2 separate regions of the Homo sapiens genome follow, and region 2 is linked to region 1. A link is a loop called in an ENCODE intact Hi-C map of the cell type or tissue named here. Cell type or tissue: heart right ventricle. All regions are shown on one strand.

Region 1 (8,000 bases):
CTTTTCACTTTGTTGATTGTTTTCTTTTGTGCAGAAGTTTTAAATATGATTTAGTCTCATTTGTCTATTTTTGCTGTTGGTATTATATTCAGGACATCATTGTCAAATCAAATGTCTTGAAACTTTTCCGCCACGTTTTCTTTTAGGAGTGTTATAGGTGTTATGTTTAGGTCTTTAATCCATTTTTAGTTAATCTTTGTGTATGGTGTAAGGTAAGGATCTAACCTCATTCTTTGGCATATGAATATTCAGTTTTCCTAACACTGTTTGTTGAAAAGTCTGTCTTTTCTTCATTGTGTACTCTTTGTGCCCTTGTTGAAGATTATTTGACCATACATGCAAATGGACATCATTGCCTTATTTCTTCTGATCTTAGGGGAAAATCTTTCATCCTTTCACTATTGAGTATGATGTTAACTGTGAGCTTTTCCTATCTGGCTTTTATTATGTTGAGGTAGTTTCCTCTATTCTGAGTTTTTTGAGTGTTTTGTTTTGTTTTGTTATCATGAAAGGGTGTTGAATTTTGTCATATGCATTTTTTTGTATTAATTGAGATGATTATATGGTTTTTGTCCTTCATTTGTTAATGTATTGCGTTGATTTTTGTATGTTGAGCCATTCTTGCATTCCAGGCATTGGTGGTGGCGTATAATCCTTTTTTTTTTTTTTTTTTGAGACGGAGTCTTGCTCTATCACCCAGGCTGGAGTGCAGTGGCATGATTTCGGCTCACTGCAACCTCTGCCTGCCAGGTTCAAGTGATTCTCCTGCCTCAGCCTCCTGAGTAGCTGGGACTACAGGCACGTGCCACCACGCCTGGCTAATTTTTTTTTATTTTTAGTAGAGACAGGGTTTCACGGTGTTAGCCAAAATGGTCTCAATCTCCTGACCTCGTGATCTGCCCACCTTGGCCTCCCAAAGTGCTAGGATTACAGGCGTGAGCCACCGCGCCCGGTCGTTTAATCCTTTTAATGTGTTGTTGAATTCAGTTTGTTAGTATTTTGTTAAGGACTCCTTCATCGGTATTCATCAGATATTGGTTTGTAGTTTTCTTATTTTGTCTTTGTCTGGTTTTGGTATCAGATTAATGCTGACCTAATAGAATGAGTTTGGGAGTGTTCCCTCATCTTCAATTCTTCGGAAGAGTTTGAGGATTGATGTTAATTCTTATTTAAATGTTTGGAAAAATTCTCCAGTGAAGACATCTTTCTTTGTTGAGAGGTTTTTGATTACTGCTTCAATTTCTTTATTAATTATAAGTCTTTTCAGATTGTTTCTTTCTTTCTTTTTTTTTTTTTTTTTTTTTTTTGACTTAGAGTTCCATCCTTGTTGCCCAGGCTGGAGTGCAATGGCGCAGTCTTCCCTCACTGCAGCCTCTGCTTCTGGGTTCAAGCGATTCTTCTGCCTCAGCCTCCCAAGTAGCTGGGATTACAGGTGCCCGCCACCATGCCCGACTAATTTTTTTGTATTTTTAGTAGAGACGGAGTTTCACCATGTTGGCCAGGCTGGTCTCGAGCTCCTGACCTCAGGTGATCTGCCTGCCTCAGCTTCCCAAAGTGTTGGGATTACAGGTGTGAGCCACTGTGCCCAGCCCAGATTTTTTTATTTCTTCAGTCTTGGTAGGTTGTATATTTTTAGGAATTTGTCAGTTTCTTTTAAGTTGTATCCAGTTTGGAATTACAGGTGTGAGCCACTACACCCAGCCTTTTGGCTTTTTTTTTTTTTTTTTTTTTTTTTTGTACTTTCAGCCTATTTGTGTCTTAAGATCTACAGTGGATCTATTGTAGACAGCATATAGTTGGATTCTGGTTTTCTATCCATTCAACCAATCTATGTCTTTTAATTGGACTTTAATCCATTTACATTAAAGTAATTACTGATTGGGAAGGATTTACTATTATTTTGTTAATAGTTTTTCTGTATGCCTTGTAGCTTTTTGTCTCTCATTTCTTCTCTTGTTGCTGCTTTTGTGTTTTATTGATTTTTTTTGTAGTGACATATTTTGATTCCCTTATCATTTCCCATTGTATGTATTCTATAGATATTTTACTTGTGATTACCATTACAATTACATAAAACATCTTAAAGTTATAACAATCTACTTCAAACTAATAACAACTTCCTTTCTGTTGCGTTAAAAACTCTACTCCTTTACATCCCTGTCCACCCCGTTATGTTATTGATAATACAAATTACCTTTTTTATTTCATATCCATTAACAGACTTATAGTTACTTTTTATCTTTTGTTTTTAAAATTCTATACTGTTTAAAAGTTATTTACTCACCTACATTACAATACTATAGGATTCTATATTTGTCTACATATTTACCTTTACCAGGGAGTTTTGTATATTCTCATGGTTTCATGATGCTATTTAACATCTTTTCATTTCAACTTGACGTCCCTTTAGCATTTCTAGTAGGGGAGGTTTAGTGTCAGCTTTTATTTATCTGAAAGAAGGGAAAAAAGTCTTCATTTCTCCTTCCTTCATTTTGAAGGACAGTTTTGCTGCATGTAGTATTCTTATTTGACAGTTATTTTTTCCTTTCAGCACTTTGAATATATCATCCCACTCCCTTCTGGCCTGCAAGATTCCTACTTAGAAATTATTTGATAATCTTATAGGAGCTTCCTTATACATGAAGAGTCACCTTTCTCTTGCTGCTTTCAGGATTCTCTTTTTGTCTGTGACTTTTGGCAGTTTGGTTATTACGTGTGTTAGTATGCGTGTCTGGATTTATTCTATTTGGAGTTTTTTTAACCTTGAATTTGTGTCTCCATGGCTTTCCTCAGAGTTGAGAAGTTTTAGGCTCTCTGCCTCTTTGTCTTTTTCTTTGTATTCTGAGATGTCCATTATTTACATGTTATTTCACTGGATGGTAGTCGATAAGTTCTTTGAGGTTCTCTTCACCTTTCTTTATTCTTTTTTCGTTTTATCCCTCTGACTCAGTAATTTCAAATGTCTTGACTTTGAGTTCGGTGGTTCTGTCCTCTGCCTAGTTAAGTGCTTTTGAACCCCTCTAGTTAATTTTTCAATTGGCTCTTCATAGTTTTTCTTTGTTGATATTCTCATTTTGTTTATGCATTGTTTTCCTGATTTCTTTAGTTTTCTATCTGTGTTGTCTTTTAGTTCATTGAGCATCCTTACAGTGGCTATTTTGAATTCTTTGGTAATTCATATAAATCTATTTAGGGTTAGTTTCTGGAGATTTAACTTGTGGTTTTGATTGGGCCATGTTTCCCTGTTTCTTTGTATACCTTATTATCTTTTGTTGAGACTTGAGTATTTGAAAAAACAGCACCCCTCCCAGTCCTTACAATCTGGCTTTGTACAGGGAGAGATCATCACCAGTCAACTTTACTAGATAATCTGGAGAACTCTCAAGCCTTTTCTTGGGTTGAGTCTTCTCTATGCATGTAATACCCTAGTTGAGGTTTACCTATTTGTACTCAGGATTTTCACTTCCCGATTTCCATCTGTGGTACTGTTTCCTCTCTGGTGCTGTGGCAAGCCTTGGTACTGGAGTTCTCCCTAGCGTCTGTCAGTGGTACTGCACACTCTCTGGTGCTACAGCCAGTTGCAGTGATCTTTGTTTTCAGTGGCTTCCAACCTGGTGCCCACTTCTGTCTTAGATTCAGTTAAGAAACCAGTCCCTCAGGTAGCTTCCCCCCTCCCCCACCACCCCATCAAAGTGAGAACATTGAATGTGTGCTCTACTTTTATCTTTTCATCCAAGAAAGAAGGGATTTGGGATTTTTTTTTTTTTTCCAATGGTGCTATGCTGTGCTGGGGAGAGGCTGTGGAAAGTATATGCCATGAACTTTTCTGCTGGCTTTCATGAGGTTCTTCTTGGCATACTTGGGGTACAGAAACCTCTTAACTGGTTTCTGGATTTCTCACAGAGGCCATCTAACATTGTTAATTCATCTCCATAGGGGAAGGAGGATCTGGTGTTTTCTATTCCATCATCTTCCTGTGCTCTCTCTTTTGGAGTCAACCTTCTCTGGGAACTAATTTAATCCCTTTATATAGTTCATGAAATGTGATAAAATGTGAACTCTGAGTTCAAAAGTGCAACTTGGTAAGGGGACTTCAATTCTATTTCTCAATTAACATAAATAGTAAAAATAACTCATTTGTTGAGTATTTTTACATGCCAGGCATTGTTCTAACCAGTTAACATACATTATCTCATTTAATCTTTGCAATATCTCCAAGAGGTAGGTATGATTACTACTCTCTTTTCCCCCTTCCCCCTTTTTTTTTGAGGCAGGGTCTAGCTCTGTCACCCAGGCTGGAGGTCAGTGGCACAATCACAGCTCACTGCAGCCTCAACCTCCTGGGCTCAAGTGATCCTCTTACCTCAGCCTCCAGAGTGGCTGGGACTATAGGCACATGCCACCGTGTCTGGCTGATTTCTGTATTTTTTTAGAGATGGGATCTAGCCATGTTGCCCAGGCTGGCCTCGAACTCCTGAGTTCAAGCAATCCAACTGCCTTGGCCTCCCAAAGTGCAGGATTACAGACGTGAGCCACTGCGCTCGGCCTACTGCCCTCTTTTTATAGGGGAAGAACCTGAGGCACGGAGTGATGAGGTGACACCCATTTGGCTAGAAATTGTAGACTAGCAATTCCAAGCTTGAGAGTCACGGTACTGACTGGACTGCTCAAAATGTCATAACTCAGAAATTTTAGATACTCTGTTATTACATGATGTAGACCTTCAGTTTGTGTCATTTCCCATCTTTATTACGCATTCCTTTTTTTAATCACTTGCAAAAATAATTGTTTGCCTAAGTGTAACTCCTTTGGCATTTCTTGTATGGCTAATGTAAATGCCCAGCTTCTCATTGAGAATTCCAAGCTTTGAGGAAGTTAAGAAGCTGGAAGGGAAGAATGATGTAGGTGTTTAATGATCACAATTCAGTTTCTCTTGCTCAGTTGTTCTTGCCTGAAGGGCAGGGAGGCAACCATCCTGTACGTATTAGTCAGTACATAGGCTTAGCCTTTATGTAGTCCAGGTCACAAGATTAAGGTGTCTTATGCCACAGCTGGGCATGCAGTATATGCTTAGTGTCCATTGACCAAGATGAATGATTTTGATTCTGGGAGAGGAAAAGATTAGGACAAGAAAGGTATGGGGAGGGCCGTGGGAGTAGAGTTGTTGTGAAATGGAGATAGGTCTGAAGTCAGTGTTTTGAGGAATGGGTGAAGAGAGGACAGACCTATCAGGGTTCTGTACATCCAAAATTAGGGCAGAACTAGGTCAGGTGAGGCAATAAACACAGATTTCTCCTTTTATTGGTTGTTTGCGTTAGAAGGAAGTGATGTTCATGTGTAACTTCAAACTCTGTTCCCTGATGTCAACCTCTGCCCTACTCTTCATTAAGCAGAGCTGAAATTACAGATTTATTTTTCCTCCCTTACCTCTCCTTTCCTAAGGGGAAATACTCTATACAGTTCCCTTTCTGTTACCAAGCATGATTAGAAATGCAAGGTTTGACTGATGAAGTCATTTAACCTCTTGGATTCATAGTCTCCCATCTGTACTGTATTGCCTCTCAATTCATTTGTTCCTTCATTCATTCAACAACTCTTTATTTATTCATTTATTTATTTTATTTTTTATTTTTTTGAGACAAAGTCTTGCTCTTTTACCCGGGCTGGAGTGCTGTGGTGTGATCATGGCTCACTGTAGCTTTCACCACCTGGGCTCAAATAATTCTCCCACCTCAGTCTCCCAAGCAGCTGGGAACACAGATCTGCGCCACTATGCCTAGCTAATTTTTTTATTATTTGTAGAACCATGGACTTACTGTGTTGCCCAGTGTAGTCTCAAACGCGGCTCCAGTGATCCTCCCACCCCAGCCTCCCAAAGTGCTGGGATTACAGACATGAGCCCCTGCACTCCGCACAACAAAATATTTATTATATGCATAGTGGTGTTCCGGGTCTAAGATCTGACTCTCCTCAGCTTGTTCTTTCTCCTTCCCATGGATCTCTAATTTGAGATATTGTCTTATCACTTTAATGCTGTCAGAATAGAGGAGTATTTATTTTGTACAAGCATTGTTATCTGTATGCTGGGAGGAGATACATACACACACACATATATATACATGTCTGCATCTATAAAAGTTACTAGTTTTGTAAAAATCATACTTGCTCATTCTACAAATTTTGCAATACAGAAAAGTACAAAAATAAAGAATAAATCATCTGACATGCCTTGGAAATTAGTAGTAGTTAGCATTTTGGCTAACATGATTCCAAATTTTTTTTATACAAACATATATACAGATAAAAGCATAATAATAATGGAATAACTGTGTTTACTAGCGTTTATGTATGGTTCTAGGATGAGCAACTTTATATGCATTATATCATTTGATTCTCACAAAAAACCCTCCAAGATACATAATGTTGCCCCATTTTGCTCAGGAGGAAATTGGTGTTTAGAATAATGAAGTAAATTGTCCAAGGTCCAGTAATGGTCTCTGAATCTCAAGACCATGCTATTACACTATGTGGTGTATAATATTATGATGGTGCATAAGTGAGAATATACTGTCTATACTTTTATATTTGCTTTTTTATTTGATTTGTGGAAATGTTTATTATACTTTATAATTTATAAATTATAGTAATTTATAAATTTATAATAATTTTCTATAATGTTTTTATTCAACAGTAGTAATGTTCATGCAGTTAGTGAAGGGCTATATTTCTAGTGACTGGTACTCTGTTGTGTCTACCATACATTATTTGACCAGTCCCTTGCCAATGGATATTTAGTTTTTTGCTATTTGAAGTCACATAGGAATAAATATATTTGTGCCCTTTTGGTTTTAACTTATTCTGTAGTGATTAAGAGTACAGATTCTGGAGTCAGGCAGCCTGAATTTGAGTGTGATCAGCTCTGCCACTTTTGAACTATGTGATCATGAGCAAATTACTTTACCTCTCTGTCCCTCAGGTTCCTCATTTATCAAATGGGAAAAATAACAAGATCTCTTTGCCATTCCCTCAGGATTAAATCCGCTGACACATATAAAGAATGTAGAGCAGTGCCTGGGACATAATAAGTACTCAATAAACAGCACTTTAACTTTTAGCTAAATGTGGTGGCTCCTGTCTATAATCACAGCTATTCAGAAGGCTGAGGCAGGAGGATCACCTGAGGCCAGGAATTAGAGACCAGCCTGAGCAACACAAGACCCTGTCTCTAACACTTTTTAAAAAATTAAAATAAAACATGTCAGCCTTTATTTATGGGTGGTGGTAGGAATTCTTCCTTTGAGGCGCCATGGATTGCTTCTGCAGAGAGATGTCTGTGGACCCCTGGAGCTTACTATGAAGAGGGCATACTGTGGTGGGGGGTCACTCTCTTCCCCTGTGAGGCCATCAGCACAAAAGTTTGTGTTTTCTGGGATCAACAGATGCCCTCAGGGCAAAAGGGGCTCTGTGCTCATTTGTCTTTTGGGGAACCCCTGTTTTTCTCTTTAGTTTTTGCCTAGTAATTCTTTACTGTCTTCACAGCCATTTGAAGCCTTTAGAAGTGCTTTTTGTTTGCTTGCTTAACTGTGTTACCTGGCATTTTTGGTTATTTCACCAGAAACATTGATCTACAGCTAGTCCACCAGTATTGGAATGGAATAGGAAGTGTGAACCCCGAATATCTGAGATAGGTCTCAGTTAATTTAGAAAGTTTGTTTTGCCAAGGTTGAGGACACGTGTCCATCACACACCCTCAGGAGGTCCTGACAACGTGTGCCCAAGGTGGTCAGGGCACAACTTGGTTTTATACATTTTAGGGAGACATGAGACATCAGTCAATAAATGTAAGATGTACATTGATTTTGTCCAGAAAGGCAGGACAACTCAAGCAAGGATGGAGCTTCCAGGTCATAGGTAGATAAGAGACAAACTGTTGCATTCTTTTTTTTTTTTTTTTTTTTTTTTTGAGACGGAGTCTCGCTCTGTCACCCAGGCTGGAGTGC
Region 2 (8,000 bases), 220 kb after region 1:
AGCTCAGATCTAAACGGATCATGTTTTTTGGATAAGTGAATAAACTTTTCTGCCTTCTTCATAAGATGTTGGGTGAATCCAATGAGATAAAAGGTCTGTACCCATTGGGTAGGTGGGTAGGTGTGGTTATTACCCAGGATCCCCATGCCGGGCTCAGGGGGCCTGTGCGAGCCTTTCTCCGCCATCCTCCACACAGTGCTAGAGTATCCAAAGGCCTCCGTGGCTCCCCCCGTACGCGCCCTCCTGCCCGCCAGCCCCAGGTGCCTCAGCCTGGTGCCTCAGGCTCTTCCCAGTGCCCCAGGCTCTTCCCAGTGTCCCAGGTGTCCTGCCCCAGCCCAGGTGTCCAGGCTCAGTTGTCATTCTTCCTCCAGCTCTGAGGCACCAGGCAGCCTCACTCCTCTACTCCCAATCCAGTCTCCACTTCTGTGTCCAGGTCGTGTCCTCTGCCTGGGGTGTCCTCCCTTCTCCCATCACTACCTTTCGCACCCGAGGTCTGGAGGCTCCCAGCCATGGACTGTGCTCCAGGATCCTCTCCGCAGGAAACCAGTTCACGGTTCTCTCAACTTTACCTGCATGGGTAGAAGAAACTTAACAACCACCTCCTGGTTTTGTGGCTGACTGGTTTCGTGTGCTGTACCGGAGGCTCCTAAGGGCCGAGCTCCCCAAGCTGAGCTCAGTTGTCCAAATGGGACTTGCAGGTTCACCCCTCGGGCCTTTGGACTACAGTGTCCTCCTACTCCCTTCCATCCTCTCCTGCATACAGGTAATTCCTACTGACCTTTAGGCCTCACCCAAGCAGCACCTCCTCCGTGAAGCCCTCCCAGCCTGCCCCAGTGGTCCTGCCCTCTCCTTCCCCCCTCCAACTCACACTCCTGGTGCCCCCACCATGCTGGGAGCATCGAGACAGTGGCTGCTTCTCAATCCCCTGCATCACCAAGTCTCCCTTGGCTGGGGTGACCACGGGTGCACAGGGTGAATGAAATCAGAAGTGTATTTGGTTTTTGTCTTAATGATGACTTAACCATTTTAAGAAGTGTTATCACTCAAAGTAGAGTTCCCTCCAGAGGGCATGGGCTTATTCTCACATGTGGCCAACTCTCCCATCACCTTGGCCTCTGCAGAGGCCCTTTGAGCTGATGTACCGGATAGCAGTGTGGCCAGGGCAGGCTGGATGGAATCCCTCATGCACCACTTGCCAGCTCCCAGACCAAGGGAGCCAGCCTTGACCTTTCCCAGGGCCAGGTTCCCCACTGGTGAAATGGGATCTTAGGACACGACCTGTGAGAAGGTATGCAAGACCCCCCTCAGGAGCCTGGTCGGAAGGGCTGGTGACACAGCCTTTGCTGTTGCCAGGGGAGGGTGCCCAAAGATGAGTCAGGCGGCTGCTGACTGCAAGATGCTTAGAAAACATGGTGGGCATGACCTTTTCCATCCATCCATCCATCCATCCATCCATCCATCCATCCATCCATCCAATAAACATGCGTTGAGCACCAGTATTGAAATGGGCCCTAGGGATGGAGCAGCCCCAGCCCAGGCCTTGCCTAGCTCAGCCCAGCAGGAGGCCAGGCCTGAACACAAACCCCTGAGATCAACACACAGGCTCTGTGTGGAGCTGGGAAGATACTAGACAGCAAGAGAAGAGAGGAAACCCCATGCTGGGGGTGGCATGGGGTAGGGTATTTTCAAGGAGACAGGAGGTTGGGGTGGCAGAGGGGGCAGGGGGATGGGAAGGCCCAGCAGAGGGAACAGCATGTGCAAAGGCCCAGAGTATGAAAACTGGCTCTGTGCTTCTCTTTAGGCAAACACCGGGGTCAGGGAGGCTCTTCCTCTCTGCCCCTCCCACTGAGCTCTTCACACCCCGTCACATGGGTGGGGGTTCTTAACCTGGGATCCACAGAGAGAGGGGAGGGGAAGGGAGGTCAGAGGATAGAAGCCAGGGGGCTTCTGAATTTGGGTTGAAGGAATGTATGCGATCTCATTTTCACCCACCTCTGATATTAAAATTCCCACAGTAGTAGGTGTTAGCTGTCCCTGTGACTTTGTCACCAAGAGAAACCCAGATATATTCATATCACATTTCAGCTGTTGCAGAAATCTCTAAATATCATTTATACTCACTGGTATTTCAAAATCATGGTGAATATTAGACTTGCAACTTTAGTCTTGTTATTTAATGTGTGAGTAAAATACATTATTACATGTGTGTTAAGAATTTTATTAACTGTTACTGTATTTCTTTTCTCTCTTTCCTTCTGCAAGTCTCACTCTGTCGCCTAGGCTGGAGTGAAGTGGCACCCATCTCGGCTCACTGCAGCCTTGACTTCCCAGGCTTAAGGGATCCTCCTGCCTCAGCTCCCGAGTAGCTGGGCCCTCAGATGTGCTCCACCACGCCCGGCTAATTAAAAAAAAAAGTTTTTGTAGAGACGGTCTCACTATGTTGGCCAGGCTGGTCTCCAACTCCTAGGCTCAAGCGATCCTCCCGCCTCGGCCTCCCAAATTGTTGGGAAAACCGGCGTGAGCCCCGCGACCAGCCAACTATTTACCATAGTAGCCTTCCTTCCTAATCTTGTTATTTTATTCATCTAAAAATATTTTGAGAGGGGCTTTGTAGGCTTCCCCAGGCTGCGTCAGGGTCGGGATCTAGAGCGAGGACCAGGCTGGGGCGAGGGCGCCGTGTTCTCAACTGCAGGGCCTGAAGCGGGGCGGGAGGGTAAGGGCGCACACTACCCAGGCAGGGACAGGGACCCCGCAGAGCCTGCCAAGGGGCAGCCACGCGGCCCACGGAGCCGGAGATGAGGGAGGAGCCTGGCCCGCGCCCGGCCCCCGCTCGGGTCGGTGTAGCCCAGCCCCAGCCTCCCAACTGCTGAGGATGAGAGCAGGGCCGCGGCCTTCGCCCGGCGCAGCGCCTGCGTTCCCGCCGCCCTTCCCAGTGCCGCGAGGAAGCTGCGGCAGGAAGAAGGGCGGAGGTGCCCCGGGCGCCTGAGACGCCCGGCAATGGCCCCGCTACTCTCGCCGCGCACACGCAAAGCCGCTTCCCAGGCAGTTGCGGCGTTCGGGGCCCGCTTCCTCTCGGGCCGGGCCTTCGCCGGCCGCCTGCCCGTACAGGTGTCCCCCGGCTCCGTGACTGCGACTCTCCCAGCGGAGAGGGTCTCCCAGGAAGCAGGGGCGAGGAGCCCTCGAAGGTCTCGGGCGGCAGCGGCTCTCGGCGCAGAGGGCGGAGGGTACGACCGCGACACAGGCGGGGCGGCAGCTAGCTCGCGAGGTGCACCCGGCACAGGCCCCGCCCCGCGCTTCCGGCTCTCAGGGCCCTCGTGCCCCGCCCCGCCCTCCTCCCCGGGGCCCCTCGTCCCCCGCGCCCGCCTAGCCCCGCCCCGGCTGTGCTGGATCCTCGACGCCCATCGCCAGGGGTGGAATCCCAGCCCCGCCTAACACAGGTGGAAAGAGGCGCAGAGAGGCCTAGTGACGAGCTGGGATCACAGGGAGTTGATGGCAGCGCCGGGAGAGCCCAGGCTCCGAACTCCCGGGCTGGGTTCTGCCCCTACAGCCCGAAAAGAAAGCAAGGGAGCCGGTGAGGGTGACACCCAGATAGGGGCGAGATGCACATTTCGTGTTCCCAAGGTGGTGTCTGTAGTAAGATAAGTGAAACTCGAGGCCCAAACGAGGACAGAGCTCAACACACATTCTATTTTTTCAAGAAGGCAGGGAGGCTCCGAGTCAACCTGCTGAGTCAAAATCCAGACCCCAAGCATTCCTAAGCCGGGCCAGCTTCAGCCTCAGTGCCCCACGCCTCGGTTTCCTTATCCGTAAATTAGCGTAGTGTGTAGCTTGTACTTACTCAGGTAGATAATTATACGCCTTTTTAAAGCGGAGAAGAGAAGAAATGCTCTCATCCATTAGCAGTGGGATTCTGGGTGATTAAAACTCGTTTTTCAGTGCTCACCTGTCGAGTGAAAGCTGTCTTATTTCCACTCACTGGAGAGCTCTGGAGACTGGAAGCTGTGAGTCTTGGTTACTGATGTATTCCAGCTCCATATGGTGCCTGGTGCTTCGTATGTTTTGTTGACCGAATAAGCAAGTAACTGGAAGCATATACCCATCCTCTCGGATCACTCACTTGGGTAGGGAGTGATTATAATTCTACCCCAGAGCGGTCTTGATCATACGTGGAAATTGGGAGCTATAGGAGACAGGGCCCTGCAGTTAAAGGGAAGGGCAGGCTTCCCGGAAGAAGTGGCCCTAGTGGCAGGAGGAGTCTGGATGGGCCACACGTGGGCGGAGGCTCCAGCACAGGAGGCCCAGGCGTGCCTCCAGTTCAGCAGGACACAGCAGAAGGGTAGGATAGGCAAGTGGTTTGGCCACAGGTGAGGGCCCTGAGTCTGACAGTAAATCTACATTTTATCAGGGGACAGTGGGGACCGGTGGAGAGAGCTGGGAACAGGAAGACTGGCTGGGGAGGAGGCCTGGGGCAGTGCTCCTTAGGGTGCCACTATGGTCCACCGGTGAGGTGGTCTGGTCTGGAAGGATGGGAGGTTCATGAAAGACCAAGTTAATCAGGAGTCGACCTTCCTGCAGAGCAAACTCCAGGCCCAGATGGCATCCTCCGTGAGTTTTAATATACATGTATGGAACAAAGAGTTCCGCTTTTATACAAACTCAGAACACAGAAAAAGAGGGGACTGCCCAACTGGTTCGGTGAGGCAATGATAACCTTGACACCAACACCTAATAAGGGAAATATGAAAAAGAAAAAGGACAGGGCAATCTCATTCATGAAAAATAGACACAAAAATCCTACACGAGTAACAAACTGAATCTGGCAGCTTCTAAAAAAGACAATACAACACAGTCAAGCCTGTTTCTCTCAGGAGCGCAGGGTCCGTCAGCATTGGAAAACTCAGCATCATCTATCACTTTAATGGAAAAAAGGAAAAGACATACCATCCTCTCTAGGCTCGTAGAGAAAACTAAAGATCCACTCATGAGAAAAACTCTTAGCAACCTAAGAATGGAAGGGACTTCCTTGCCCTGACAAAGGGTAGCTGTAAAACCCCATAACAAACATCGTAGATAGTGGAGGAACAATGATAGCTTTCCCTGTGAGAATGGAAACATGGCAACGATGCCCACTGTCACCACCTCCAGTAGGGTGCAAACTGTACGGGAAGTCCAGGCCAGGGAAGAAAGGCAAGGAAAAAGAAAAGGATATAAAGATCTGAAAGGAAAAAAACAAACTGTCATTATTTAGAGATGATATAAAAGCCAAAGAATCACAAGGTAAGTTACCATGAGAGTTTAGTGAGCTTGCTAGATATAAAAATCAATATACACAAACCCACTGCATTTTCATTTAAAAAATTTTTATTTATCTTTTGAGATGGGGTTTTGCTATGTTGCCCAGGCTGGAATGCAGCCTCCTGGGCCCAAGCAATACTCCCACCTCAGCCTTCTGAGTACCTGGGACTATAGGCACTCTCAGCTGCATTTTAAAATTCCAGCTGTAACAGTTAAAACATCCAGCAAGAAAAATCATTTATAGGCTGGGTGCGGTGGCTCACACTCCCAGCACTTTGGGAGGCCGAGGTGGGCAGATCATGAGGTCAGGAGATCAAGACCATCCTGGCTAACACGGTGAAACCCTGTCTCTACTAAAAAATACAAAAAAAGTTAGCCGGGCGTGGTGGCACACACCTGTAGCCCTAGCTACTCAGGAGGCTGAGGCAGGAGAATCGCTTGAACCCAGGAGACGGAAGTTGCAGTGAGCCGAGATTGTGCCACTGCACTCCAGCCTGGGCGACAGGGCGAGACTGTGTCTCAAAAAAGAAAAAAAAAAATTTATAATAATATCACAGACCTCTTAATAAAACAAGTACATACAGAGATCTCAGGAAAGAAATAAAATAAAACAATTTTTTTTTCTTTTTTGAAACAGTCTTGCTCTGTCACCCAGGCTGGAGTGCAATGGCACGATCTGGGCTCACTGCAACCTCTGCCTCCTGGGTTCAAGTAATTCTCCTGCCTCGGCCTCCCAAGTAGCTGGGATTACAGGCGCCCGCCATGACGCCCAGCCAATTTTTGTATTTTTGTAGAGACAGGATTTCACCATGTTGGCCAGGCTGGTCTCAAACTCCTGACCTCAAGTAATCTGCCTGCCTTGGCCTCCCAAAGTGCTGGGATTACAGGCACGAGCCACCGCACCTAGCCAAGAAAACAATTTTTTTAAAAGTACAAGATCTCTATGGAGAAAATCAGAAACCCTGATTGTGAGACAAAGGGGACATTGTAACTAGAGAGATATACCGCGTCCATGGATTAACATTAAAAGAAGTCCACTTTCTCCATGTGATTTATAAGATCCATGCAATCCCAATTAAAACCCCAATGGTGCAAAGCAATAAAGAAATGCAAGGCTGTATCACATCACAAAACTGCACTAGGACCTGTAGGGAGAAGGAACGGTCATGGTCAGGCTGGGGCACAGCCTCTGGGATGCTGGCTGTGTTTATATCTTTACCTGGGTGCTGGTTCATGATACAATTATTCTCTAACTTCTTTGCACAGTTTTTGTATACACTTCTGTATGTATACCTTTCTCACCAAATTGAAAGCAAAGGAATAAAATGTAGAGACTATCAGAAAAAGGACAGCATTTAGTGACTCAATGTGAAAGCAAGAGGGGCTTGAGGAGTCAAAGATAACTGTGTAATAGAGGGCCATTTTATTTCTGGACTCAGAACTAAGGTTGAGTCTCCCCCGCTTGCCCATGCTTCCAGGAGCACACTCTCCTGACTTGATGCAGCCGGCAGGGCTCTGGCCACCAGCCTTAGTGCTTTGGAAACAGGTCCCCCCACTTCTGCCCTTCTCAGTGACTTATCTCTACCTCTTGCCTCGTGCACCCCAGCGCTGTTCTACTGGCCAGCCCGTGCCCCTTCTGCTTGCCAAGTGCCAACCTCTGAGCCCCATCCTGAACACCTGTTGCAGCCCAGCAAAGCCCCCTGTGCCAGCTTCGATGCCTCATTGGAACAGGAATGGCACTGGTCAACAGCACAGCACCTGCTCACAGAACCTGCTGGGCCTGGGCTAGAAGCCTGGCTTCAGTGCCCACCCGCTGCCACTCATGTCTGTTTGTATCAACCGCTGTTTTCCTAGCCCCGGCTGATTCTAGCAAGGCACAGGGTAAAAGAGAGGTGGCCCTGTCTGCTGGTGCTCACAAGCTTCTGGGCAAACTGATGATGGCCTGACTGATGGCGTCTTCAGTGAGCGAGGTCCTGCAGGACAGCACGTGGGAGGCCCTGCCTGGTCCTGCCGTGGCCTGCTCCACAGGCTTCAGTCTCCCCACCCTGGTCCTGGGCGCACCCAGTGAGCTCCTGTAAACTATTATAAAAGCCCACGTGGAAGCTGGCAGAAATGGGCCCTTTTTGTTGTGACTTTGTTTTTTTGAGACGGAGTCTCACTCTGTCGCCCAGGCTGGGGTGCAGTGGTGTGATCTTGGCTCACCGCAACCTCTGCCTTCTAGGTTCAAGCAATTCTCCCACCTCAGCCGCCCGGAGTAGCTGGGATTACAGGTGTGCGCCACTAAGCCCCAGCTAATTATTTTTGTATTTTTAGTAGAGATGGGGTTTTACCATGTTGGCCAGGCTGGTCATGAACTCCTGACCTCAAGTGATCTGTCCACCTTGGCCTCCCAAAGTGCTGGGATTACAGGCGTGAGCCACCACACCCAGCCCAGTTGTGACTTTTTAGGGCACTTTTCATACATACAAATCTATTTCAACCCAGAGGGGATGTACCCAAGGTCACACTGCATTGGTAGCATGGTGAGTAGAATTCGGGTCTCCTGATTTTTGGCCAGTGCTCACCCCTCCTCTGCTCTGTGCTTCCATAGCAACGTCCCAGTGCTCTTCATGGAAACACACTTAGGATATACCAGGAAGAAGGCACCAAGCTAAGTTTCTTTATATGTACCACCTAACTTCATTCTCACAATCACCTTGAAAGCC

What was found. Peaks named below come from ENCODE experiments on the same cell type or tissue, not always from the same donor. Only the 100,000 strongest peaks of a DNase experiment are listed, where the experiment ranks them.
Region 2: a loop joins it to region 1, with 4 times the contacts of the local background. A loop is called at or near these places in 2 of 110 quality-filtered maps.

The regions. Positions count from the first base shown.
Region 1 is chr14:99,992,403-100,000,402 of GRCh38, forward strand. It overlaps a transcript of EVL not described here. Among named protein-coding and RNA genes, the nearest start is that of EVL, 69 kb to the right of the region's middle. In heart right ventricle, a CTCF peak has its summit at 3,531; a DNase peak (open chromatin) is centred at 3,563.
Region 2 is chr14:100,211,296-100,219,295 of GRCh38, forward strand. The region is part of intron 1 of YY1-DT (YY1 divergent transcript); the gene reads right to left. Among named protein-coding and RNA genes, the nearest start is that of YY1-DT, 23 kb to the right of the region's middle. RefSeq lists enhancers at 2,448-2,948, 3,626-3,675, 6,615-7,116 and a silencer at 2,686-3,405. In heart right ventricle, no CTCF peak of the experiment used is centred here; DNase peaks (open chromatin) are centred at 2,826 and 3,326; H3K4me3 peaks cover 1,800 bases; H3K27ac peaks cover 1,942 bases.